2 separate regions of the Homo sapiens genome follow, and region 2 is linked to region 1. Evidence: chromatin contacts called from ENCODE Hi-C or POLR2A ChIA-PET data. All regions are on one chromosome and are shown on one strand. Each heading gives the region's core, a stretch centred on a gene start or an enhancer-like site at or near the end of the contact. The rest is flanking DNA. Distances are from core to core; before and after follow the strand shown.

Region 1 (5,579 bases), core at 2,065-4,564:
ATGTGTATTCTTTAGCTGCTGGATTAAATGTGCTGTAAATATCTATTAGGTCCATTTGGTCTATAGCACAGATCTTCTATAAGTTCAATGTTTCTTAGTTGATTTTCTGTCTGGATGATCCATTCATTGCTAAAAGTGGGATGTTGAAGTCTCCAGTTATTATTGTATTGGGGTCTATCTCTCTCTTTAGCTCTAATAATATTTGCTTTACGTATCTAGTGTTCCATTGTTGTGTACATACATACTTAAAATTGTTATATCCTCTGGCAAAATTGACCCCTTTATCATTACATAATGACTTTCTTTTTCTCTTTTTATAGTGCTTGTCTTGAATTCTATTTTGTCTGATAGATACTACTGAAACTTTGTCTGATAGATACTACTTGACATCTATTTTGTCCAATATATACCTACTCTTGCTCTTTTTTGATTTCCATTTGCATTGAATATCTTTTTGATATTCTTTGTTTTTAGTCTATGTATGTCTTTATAGGTGAAGTGTGTTTCTTGTAGGCAACAGATCGTTGGTTCTTTTTTAAACAATCCATTCAGCTACTCTATGTCTTTTGTTTGGAGAGTTTAGTCCATTTACATGCAATTTTATTATTGATAAGAAAGGACTTACTCCTCTCAGTTTGCTATTTGTTTTCCGATTGTCTTTTGCTCTACTCTCCTTTCTTCTTTCCTTGCTATCTTCCTTTGTGTGAAGGTAATTTTCTCCTTCACAAAAGGTATGTTTTAATTTCTTGCTTTTTATTTTTTGTGTATCTGTTGTAGGTATTTTTTATTTGAAGTTGCCATAAGCCTTGCAAATGACATCTTATAGCCCATTACTTTAAACTCATGAATACTTAACACTGATTACAAAACAAATAAGCAAAGAGAAAACTGATAAAACTGATAAAAACTCTACACTTTAACTCCATCCCCCCCACTTTTAAACTCTTTTGTTGTTTCTATTTATATCTTATTATACTGTCTATATCTTCAAAAATAACTTTGAATAAATAGTTATAACTTTTGAGTAAATATATAATAGATATTATAATTATATAATATTTATAATTATATATAATAATTGATTGCAATAATTAGTTATATATAATATATTATATAATAACATTATATATTAACATATATAATAACATATATAATTATATATTATATAAGTGTTATATATAATATATAATATGTCATATATAATTATATAAGTACATTATATAATATATAATATAGTATAATAAGATATAAAAATATATAATATAATATAAGATATGTATTATATTATATATTATAATATAATCAGATATAATATTATAATATAATATAATATATAAGATATAAAATATATAATATAATATATATAATATAATAAGATATAAAAAGTTATTTACATTTTTGATAAGTTCATCTTTTAGTAAATAGTTCATCTTTTAGTAGTTATTTACTATTTACTTTATATATATTTATATATAAATATATATTACTTTATATATATAAATAGTAATACTATTTACTATTTACTTTATTTACTTTTAGTAAATAGTTATTTACTATTTTTTATAGGTTCATCTTTTAGTCTTTCTACTCAACATAGTAGTTTACACACCACAATTACAGTGTTATAATATTCTGTGTTTGTCTGTGTACTTACTATTATCCATGAGTTCTGTACCTTCATGTGATTTCTTATTGCTTGTTAATCTCATTTTCTTTAAGATTGAAGAACTCCCTTTAGGATTTCTCTTAGGACAGATCTGATGTTTATGAAATCCCTCAGCTTTTGTTTGTCTAGGAAAGTCTTTATTTTTCCTTCATGTCCGAAGGACATTTTTGCTGGATATACTATTCCAGGATAAAAGTCTTTTTCCTTCAGTATTTAAAAAATATCATGCCACTCTCTCCTGTCCTGTAAGTTTTCCATTGCAAAGGCTGCTTCCAGAAGTATTGAAGTGTCTTTGTATATTATTCGTTTCTGTTCTCTTGCTGCTTTTAGAATCCTTTATCCTTGACCTTTAGGAGTTTGATTATTAAATGCCTTGAGGTAGTCTTCTTTTTTCTTTTGAGACGGAGTCTTGCTCTGTTGCCCAGGCTGGAGTGCAGTGGCGCAATCTCTGCTCACTGCAAGCTCTGCCTCCTGGGTTCACGCCATTCTCCTGCCTCAGGCTCCCGAGTAGCTGGGACTACAGGTGCCTGCCACTATGCCCAGCTAATGTTTTTGTATTTATTAATAGAAATGGGGTTTCACCGTATTAGCCAGGATGGTCTCGATCACCTGACCTTGTTATCCTCCCACCTCAGCCTCCCAAAGTGCTGGGATTACAGGCGTGAGCCACCGCGCCCAGCCGGTAGTCTTCTTTGAGTTAAATCTGCTTGGTATTCTTAACCTTCTTGTGCGTAGATATTGAAATCTTTCTCTAGGTTTGGGGAGTTCTCTATTATTGTCCCTTTGAATAAACTTTCTATCTCAATTTCTCTCTCTACCTCCTCTTTAATCTGCCCTCCTAGTTTTTGTTGTTTCCTAGTCTTGGTCTGGGCCTCAGGGATTTGTTTTACTTTGTTCTTTACAGTTAAGCTAAGGCTAGAATTCACAGGCAATATAGTCTTCCTTAGCCACTGAGTGCAGAACCTCACGCAACTCAATACACTTAAGCCTCCATTTTGATGGACTGAAAATACAAATGGACAATGGCCAGATCATATATAAAAAGAGAACTTTGCCCCACAGTCTGCAGCAGCCAGTCCAAGAAGTCAAATCACAATTTCTGTAGCCATCAGCCCAAAGTAGTCAGTACTTAATAGCTGACAGCTTCCCTAATTTTTGCCACTGTCCTCCCACTTCCTACTTAGAGCAACACAAAAAAAGTAAAATATGCTCCCCAACTCAATTACATTGGAACTCCACCTCCAGTCAGCCCACCTCCAGCTTTCCCATGCCAACAGCCTCCAATCAGGGCATACCTGAAGCCTCCTCCTTTTCCCTGTACGCTTTCCCTCTCCTCTGCCTGTCTTTAAGTCCATGTGGAGCACAAGTGATGGTGGCTGACTCCTTTGTATAGCAAGCTCCAACTAAATAATCTGTTTAATTTTCGTTTGGGTGGTCTTTGTCTCTACAATTTTCTTTTCTGTAAAAGAAAGCTTTTTGAAACAAAGAAAGGACCAAAAGACAAGTGAGAATCATTTAGAAGAGCAATTAAAAAACTCAATTCCAAAGAGGCAAAGAGATTCCTCAGCAGCCTGTGAGAGGCTTGGAGGTGGGCAGGTCACCACTTCCTGTGTACTCACTTCCTGCATACTCACTTCCTGCATATTCACCACTTCCTGCATATACCACTTCCTGCATACTCATCCATTTTACATATAGTGGGTCCGTGGAGGCTTGGATGGGAGAGTCTCACAGCTAAAATAAGTTTATAAAACTGTGAAAGTATAGTTTTCAAAGAGGCAAAAATTATGACTCTCAGGTAAATGTAAAATGAGTACATGCCAAATATTTTTATTCAATTCATTCATTAACAAAAGTCCCTTGACATATTAAAACCAGTTCAAAGAACATTTAAATGCCAGATGTTTGTAGGCAATACTAGGATAAGACTTCTGGGTTGGATACCAAATGGAATAATGTCCAAGAGAAGCATAACTGTCAGCTTTGGGGTGCTCTATTCTATCAAATAGAAATTATTTGCATTCCATAGGACAAAAATCTACAAATCAACCTCTGTCCCTACAGAGTTGTAAAATAGCCAAGCTAATAGAAAATCAAGCCCAGCATAACACTGAAGGAATATCTACTAATCTTTTTGCCTACTTCTAAGTTTCAGATACTTGTTCTGACCAAACCTAAGTCCAGATGAGAAAAACTGGGGTTTGGGAGGATTTATAACTGGCTCAAAGTCACTGGGCTCCTAAGTGCTAAGACTGATGTCAGAGCTAGTGACTCTGCAAAAGAATAAAAGTGAAAGCATCACTTCTTTTCCCTGGCCATGTCTTGTTCCACACAGAGGGGTGGTCGGGGCCTTCCTCCACACCCAGAAGTCTCCCACAGACAGTTCCCATCCACCGAGCATCGCCATTCCTCTCTGCCTGTTGGCATTTGCAGCCTGGTCATGGGGATGGCTGAAAATGCCGGAAGTCAATGTCCCTTTGATGACCTTCAAATAATATAGAGAAGTGTTGGTGCATAAAAAGAATTCACTGTCCTTATTCACTTATTCACTTCCTTGTCCTTAAGTGGGTCATTTCCCAGGCATGTTCCACACAGTCTGTCTGGTGGTCTCCAGAGAGAACAAGATCCAGATTGCCCTCAGAAGGAGCCTGATCATGAACACCTGCTTCAAGCATTCCTCGATTCCCTGACTCACTCCCCATGTCCTCAATATGTCTCCTTGGATTACCTCCCAAACAAGTTACTTGCACCCAAGTCCTTGGTTTGCGGTTTGCTCTAGGAGAAATCCAAACCAGGACAGAGAAGCAGCTTGGTTTTAGATATAATTCAGTATCCCAACATGACTAATCAAAATATTCATTGTCTATAATGGTTTGAATGAGATGGAAACATAATCAGATAGGAAAATGACAGATGTTGCAGAGAATACAACTTGTCAGTAAAGATGCTGTTTAATAAATCATCTGTCATCAAATTACATAATCTTATTTATTAGGGTTTTGGAAGTAGAAGTTACAAGTCTGTCTCTGTCTCTGGTGTGTGTGTGTATGTGCATGTATGTGTCTAAATCTTTTAATCCTATGTAAATATTCAGAATATTCATATTTCCAGATGGGAGAAATTTAATTAACCTTTGATGATTGCACTTTTCACTCCCATTTTAAAAGCAAATATTTTAAAACTTATGAAAGATAGTAAAATCAAAATTTCAAAGACAGTATAAAATATCTCATGAATACTTTCATACACTAGCCTTCAGAAATAGACATAACCCTAAGATCACATGAAAAGGAAGTAGAAATCTCAGCTGTGTGGAGATTGAAAAAGTGTTTAATTTCTGAAATGAAACAATTACATGTTCAGAAGTATATTTTTAAATAAAATATTGATAATGGTGAGTAGTACTGGATAAGTACCAACTAAGACTTAGTGAGTTCCCCCAAATGTCTCTGATGAGAATTGGTCCTCTCCTAATGACAAGTATAATTTTTTTTATTTGTGTGCTTCACATATGATATTTAATTTGAGATTCCTCTCCCCACAGTAGTTATTATTCAATAATGAAATAATGAAACAAATTAGGAAATACATGTTCATTTGTATGAATGTATATGTATGCAAGTATACATATGTGTATCCTTATTACAAAAACACCCATTTGAAAAGCACTTAAAAAGAAAAATAAGAAAAGAACAGTGACCCCATGATTAAACTCTTCACAAGTAGTTAATATTATTTAACATATATATTTCCCAACTTTATTGTAGTTTTAATAATACATATCTTATATGTAAATATACACATATATACACATAATTTGGAACAAAATATATTGACTGATATCTTGAGTTTTTCACTTATTGCATTGTGGTGTTTTTACATGTCCTCATAAAGTATTTATTGAAAGCAATCT
Region 2 (5,535 bases), core at 895-3,394, 65 kb after region 1:
AAGAAATGAATCTTGAAAAAAATGGAGACAATCCAGAGCACAAGAAACAGAAATCTTTTAAAGATTATTCATTGAATAGATGGATATGTGATTAAATAAATATATAAAAATTGCAGCATGTAATTATGGGATATAGGTCATAAGTATATTGATATTTACTATGCAATTCTTTAACATTTTTGTGTTTGAAATTTGATATGATAAAATGTTGGAAAACAGGATTCTCAGAGAAATACAAGAAAATATTTTATGCATAAGAAAAGAATATTTATTAGATTGCCATAAAAAGAATAATCATAAAACAAAAACAACTTCTTGCAAATCAAAAAAAAAACAGTAGCTGAGTTATTAGAAGAGTTGAAAACTTCAATCAAGAAAATCTTCTAGAAAGTAGAAAGAGATTGAGAAACAGAGAAATACGAGAACAAACATATCTAAGAAATTCAATATCTAATAGGAATTTCAGAAAGAAAGCAAGCAAGAACACAGGGGAATAAATTATCAAATAAATGACAGGAGAATTTCCCAGTGCCAGTATATCACATGAAAAATCCATAAACCTAGGCATATATTGTGAAATTTCAGAATATAAAGGAAAATAGAAGATTCTATAAGATTCCAGAAAAAAAGAAAAAGAGAGAGGAAATTTACAAAGGTCAGGGAAACAGAATAACCTGCAACTTATCCGTAGTAGCACTGGCTGCTAGAAAGCAATGGCACAGTGGCTTCAATATATATTAGCAGAGATGAGGGAAGGGAGGGGAATGAGCATTTTTAATCACATGTGGAAGCCCATCTAGGAATCTAAAGGATATATATGCAGCACAAAGCAGGTTGCAAAGCTTTAATATTGTAACTCAGATGTAGGAGGGGAAATAATTTCATTATTTTGAATATAACCAATCAGGCCATCCTTTTGGGTCCCCACTCACAGGAAATTGATAAAATGTCTCTTTTCATTTAAGCTAAAGCAAAGTTTGATCCAGCAAGTTTAACAATTCCCTTTCAAGCGCCTAGTTCTCATCCCCTTCTCCAGTCTGTTAATTTTATCTTTCTTTGCCCTCCTCCACCATACATACATGATAGAATAGAATCAATGCAACTGCATCATTGTTTGAATGAAACAAAAACCTAAATTTTCCAGAGAGATTTGATAAGCCTGTCGGAAAAGTGTATGAAAACTCCACACTGATAAATACTCCACGTTTACACCCAGTCCCCTTTTCAGTAGGAGATGGTATTTCTATGTCCTGACTGAGTGCTCATGCTCCAAAACAAAAAACAATACTCTTCCTAAAATCTGGTAAAACAGAGTCCAAGTGTAGCACAATAAGCAATGGTCTGATTATTTGCATAGCCGATGTGCAGAAAACCACCAGATATTTCCATCTGTCCATCTTTATCTGCAGCTAATTGATTTCACAACTTTTCCAGATGTTAAAATGCCAAGCCCCATATAAAAATGTTTGCCAATCACGGCTAAGCCTGCAAATGTATCTTTCCAAACAACGGGAAATATGGAGTCAGAGAGTCCCAGAGAGGAAAACTAAACCGCCGGAAAGCAGAAGCGGGATATTCATGCCATTGTTCCTTGAATTGGTTGAGGGACCCCTGTCTGTCAAGCACCATGATCCGCGCTCAGTACACACTCGAGATAAAGGGTCCTTGCCCTTGGGGAGCTTCAAATCCAAGCAGACTCAGACACAGAAGAGGAGCAGTGTCCCGTGTCAAGGTGCAGAAGGGTGAGCGGAGAGGAAGGCCACACTCATTAACAGAGGAAAGTTCCTCTGAGTCACTGGTTAGGCGGTGAGATGTTCCAGTGAATGAAATCATTCATATCACTATTCTATATGAAGAAACCATTTTTCAGAGTCCAAATTTAAAACCTGCACTTAACAGTGAACATTTGATGAACAAAAGGTTGAACTGAGTTTTCAGGAGCCGTCTTCATTCTGAACACCAAGTTTTCCCTTCACATGCAGCCTCTTTCCTTTCTCAAGGCTATGCTCCTGCTTCTCCCAGGACCTCTCTGTCCTTGGCTCTTTGAAATGCTCTCTTCCCCTTCCTTAAGTCCTCACGTGGGCCCTCCGACGCTTGGCTCTCACCCGGGCTCTTCTCGTTCCCTCTGTAAGTGCCTTGAGCGCTGACCGGTATTTGGGTGACTGCCAACTCCACATCTTCGCCTGACCTATCACCTTCATTCAGTTTCCTGTCTCCACACCCATCCTGGCTGTTTCTCGGCACAGTAATCTATACATAGTGATCCTCTGTCACTTGAAACTCAGCTCTTCCAAAAGTGAACTCACTCACTTTACATCCCAAACTGGCTCCTTGACCAGCAAGAAGGTCTGCAGTCCCAGCACCTCCACGTTCTGCCTTTGAATATAACCATTCGGGCCATCTTCCTGGGTCCCTGCTCACTAGGGAGTGGGAGGAAATTAACAGGTCTGCTTTCATTTACAGCTAAGTTTGATCCCTAAGTTTAACAACTCCTTTTCTGTTTCTTTGTTTCTTCAAAAGTAAAAGGGGGACAATGACAGATGGCTGCAGCACCGGTAGTAGGAACCAAAAAGATAACAGATACCAAAGCATTTCAAAAACTAGAAAGTGATATGCAAGAATAAGATATTAGTCAGTGTCTCATAGATATTATTTTTCACATGGGTCGTTGTTATCATATATGTAAGTATGATAGATATGTTTTGTCATGCAAAACAGGATAGATATATTTTTTCATGCTACCATGGAAATCAACCTCACACAGGTCAGTGCCCAGTAAAGTGTGGATAGCATTTTAATTTTTGGAATAGTAAAATGTAGATTAAAAAGAAAATTATAACCAATTTCTTAGAAACCTTCAAGAAGGATACACAGATACTGATGCAAGTATTTTGCTGTGTATCACATTTATATATGAATATAAAAACCTCGTGTATCCCGGAACTTAAATGAAATTTTAAAAAGGAAAAATGAGGAAAAGATATGAATAAACAATTCATATAAAGTGAAAAAAAAGCCTATATACACATATCAAAATTACTCTCCTCTTTTTTCTGCCTGCAGCTATAGGGTAAAGTTATAAAATAAAATTATAAAATCCTACCATGATTTTATAAATTGTGAATCAAAATTGCCCCAGGACATATACTTGTACAACTTGAGGTGAGATCCATGAAACTCCCCACTCACTGGGGCAGGCCCCTGAGTGATAGGTGTCATCTCCCTGTCATCTCCAGCTACACAAACACCAAGTGAGAGGACCCTTGTCCTCTTTACTTTCACGTATGCATGCTCTGATTAGCTCATCCATTCTTCTGCCTGTTGACTCCTGCCATCACCACACCCACCACATACTTTAGAAAGCACAGGATAATTGAGCCCTTATCACAAACCAGATGTTTTGGGTCAGGGGTGGGAACCATATTTGGCTCTGGGGCAAAGTAGCAAGAAGTTGCAAAAACTCTTACTATTTTCATTCTTTTTCAGAAATGTAAGAGGCTATAGAAAGTGTGTCTACCTCTCTCTGGGTCAGGATTTTCTCTTTTTTCACTCTGCTCCTATTTCTAGGGGTTTGTCTTTCATCAGTCCTGCCTCTTTGCATGTTTTTGCATATCCCTAATCTCTTTAACTTTTGGGGTTAACGGGTATACTGCAGAACTCTCAACCGGGAATAGTCTAGAAATGGAAAAGATTTTGACTTTTTGCAAGGATATTTCTCATTTCCCATTTTTATTGAAAAGGCCTAAATGTTCTGATTTTTAAAAAAATATTATTTCTCCAGCACCTCCACGTCTCAGAATCTCCTCACCTGCAGGCTTCCTGGGGAAGCACCTGCACTCTCACCCACTGACACCCACTCACATCCTCCACCTGCACCTTAATTCACAGCAATTGGTTTTCATCTCTTGCACTTGGCTAAAACCACTTTCTCATTTCAGATCTTCACATGGCTAGACCAGGAGCCTCTTACTCTCTGCATTTCATTTCTTCTCTTTGGATCTCATTCCTGAAGTTTTCTCATGCATTACTACTCCTTTGTGATTCTCCCTTCTTCTCTGATAACTTTTCAGTTGCCTTTCTTCTGTTCCTTCAGCTGAATTTCTTAAATTTTATTCTTAGCTACTTTCGCTTCTCATTTTACAATTTATCTTTGCACTAACTCATCCATTAACTCAAATTCAACTAAAACCAGCTCTGTGGATATGCCAGACTCCTAAGTTCCATCGCTAACCTTGACCAAGCTCTTGAGCTTTAAGAACAGTTGTCAGAGAGCACCATGGATTTCTTACTATCTCAGGTTCTCACTGATTACAAGGAAATACTCCCCTGCGTTGTGTGGGTTCCTGTTGGCATTTGCTCCTCAAGACTTAACTTTGGCTACTTGACATCGTAATCTAAGTGTTGGGATAAGATGTTTTGACCTTATCTTCTTATCCTTAAAGGATTTTGCAAGCATGTGTTTCAAGAACTGAACTATGTGACCGCAACTCTGTTAAATCCTGCTGTGAACTGAATGTTTCTGCCAATTCCGCCAAATTCATGTGCTGGAATCCTAACCCCCAATGTGATGGTATTAGGAGGTAGGGCCGTTGCGGGTGGTTAGGTCATGAGGGATCTGGGATTAGTACCTTTATAAAAAGACACTAGAGAGCTTGCTTTATCTTTCTCTTTCTCTGCTCTTCACCATGAGAGGATGCGATGAGAAGAGGGCCCTCACCAGACACAGGATCTGCCAGCACCTTGATCTTAAACTTCCAGACTCCGGGACTGGGAGAAATAGATGTTTGTTATTTAAGCCATGCAGCCTATGGCAATTTGTTATGGCAGCCTGAACTGACTAGGACAGGTCCTTATCTCTGAATGGGAACAGAGAACAAGATAAACTCTAAGGACAGGCCCTTGTCAGTTTGTAAAAATAGACAAGCCAAAAAGCATTATTTTTATTTTGCAGACAGAGGTTACAAGCCTTGTTTAAATTATTTTAAATACCATTGGTTTAATTTCAGTCCTTTAGAAATGCACAGTCCAGAAATGAAAGTGAGAACTGTGTGACTGTAAAACTGTAAAAATTGTTTTCATGCATGGCTTATGAGCACAATCAGAGTCCAAATGGCTACACTTTAATATATACTTTATATTAGCTATTAAGGAATATTGTTCTACAATGGTTAAGTATATCTAAAAGACTGCAGAATAGTCGTTAATAATTTCAACAAATTAATATTTAGGAAGTGTTCATTATGTGCTGTGATAAGGCACTGTGATAAGTGTTTCACATGCTTATTTGATCCTCAAAAAAACTCGATAACGTGGTAGATTATTAACCTGTTTTATGCATGAAAAAGTAAAGCTAGAAAAGGTAAGTAATCTACCTGCGGTCACGGAAAACACTATAATTCATGTTGACCAGACCAATATAAAATATTTAGAAAATATATTCCACGTTTTACTTAATATTATAGTGTTTGATTCACCAAATCATATAATTGTGCATATCCTTATGGAAGAGGAAAGAAAGGAGAAAAAGGATCTATT

The links. Hi-C counts contacts between places; a loop is a spot of excess contacts on that map. ChIA-PET counts read pairs that join two places held with the same protein, here RNA polymerase II (POLR2A). Pooled maps may share reads with other maps.
Region 2: a pooled map shows a loop between it and region 1 (2.4-fold over the local background). The contact joins two enhancer-like sites. A Hi-C loop is called at or near these places in 1 of 168 maps with a recorded cell type or tissue (heart left ventricle), 1 of 37 single-sample maps with no recorded cell type and 8 of 50 pooled maps. POLR2A ChIA-PET finds 5 or more read pairs at or near these places in 1 of 52 experiments (activated B cell).

Annotation. Positions count from the first base shown.
Region 1 is chr3:67,081,191-67,086,769 of GRCh38, reverse strand. No RefSeq gene overlaps it. Among named protein-coding and RNA genes, the nearest start is that of KBTBD8, 86 kb to the right of the region's middle. RefSeq lists an enhancer at 2,623-3,822. Within about 2 kb of position 3,314, at least 5 of the 41 ENCODE cell types and tissues checked have a DNase peak (open chromatin) inside an H3K27ac peak, as active enhancers do.
Region 2 is chr3:67,015,205-67,020,739 of GRCh38, reverse strand. No RefSeq gene overlaps it. Among named protein-coding and RNA genes, the nearest start is that of KBTBD8, 20 kb to the right of the region's middle. RefSeq lists an enhancer at 2,297-2,346. Within about 2 kb of position 2,144, at least 3 of the 41 ENCODE cell types and tissues checked have a DNase peak (open chromatin) inside an H3K27ac peak, as active enhancers do.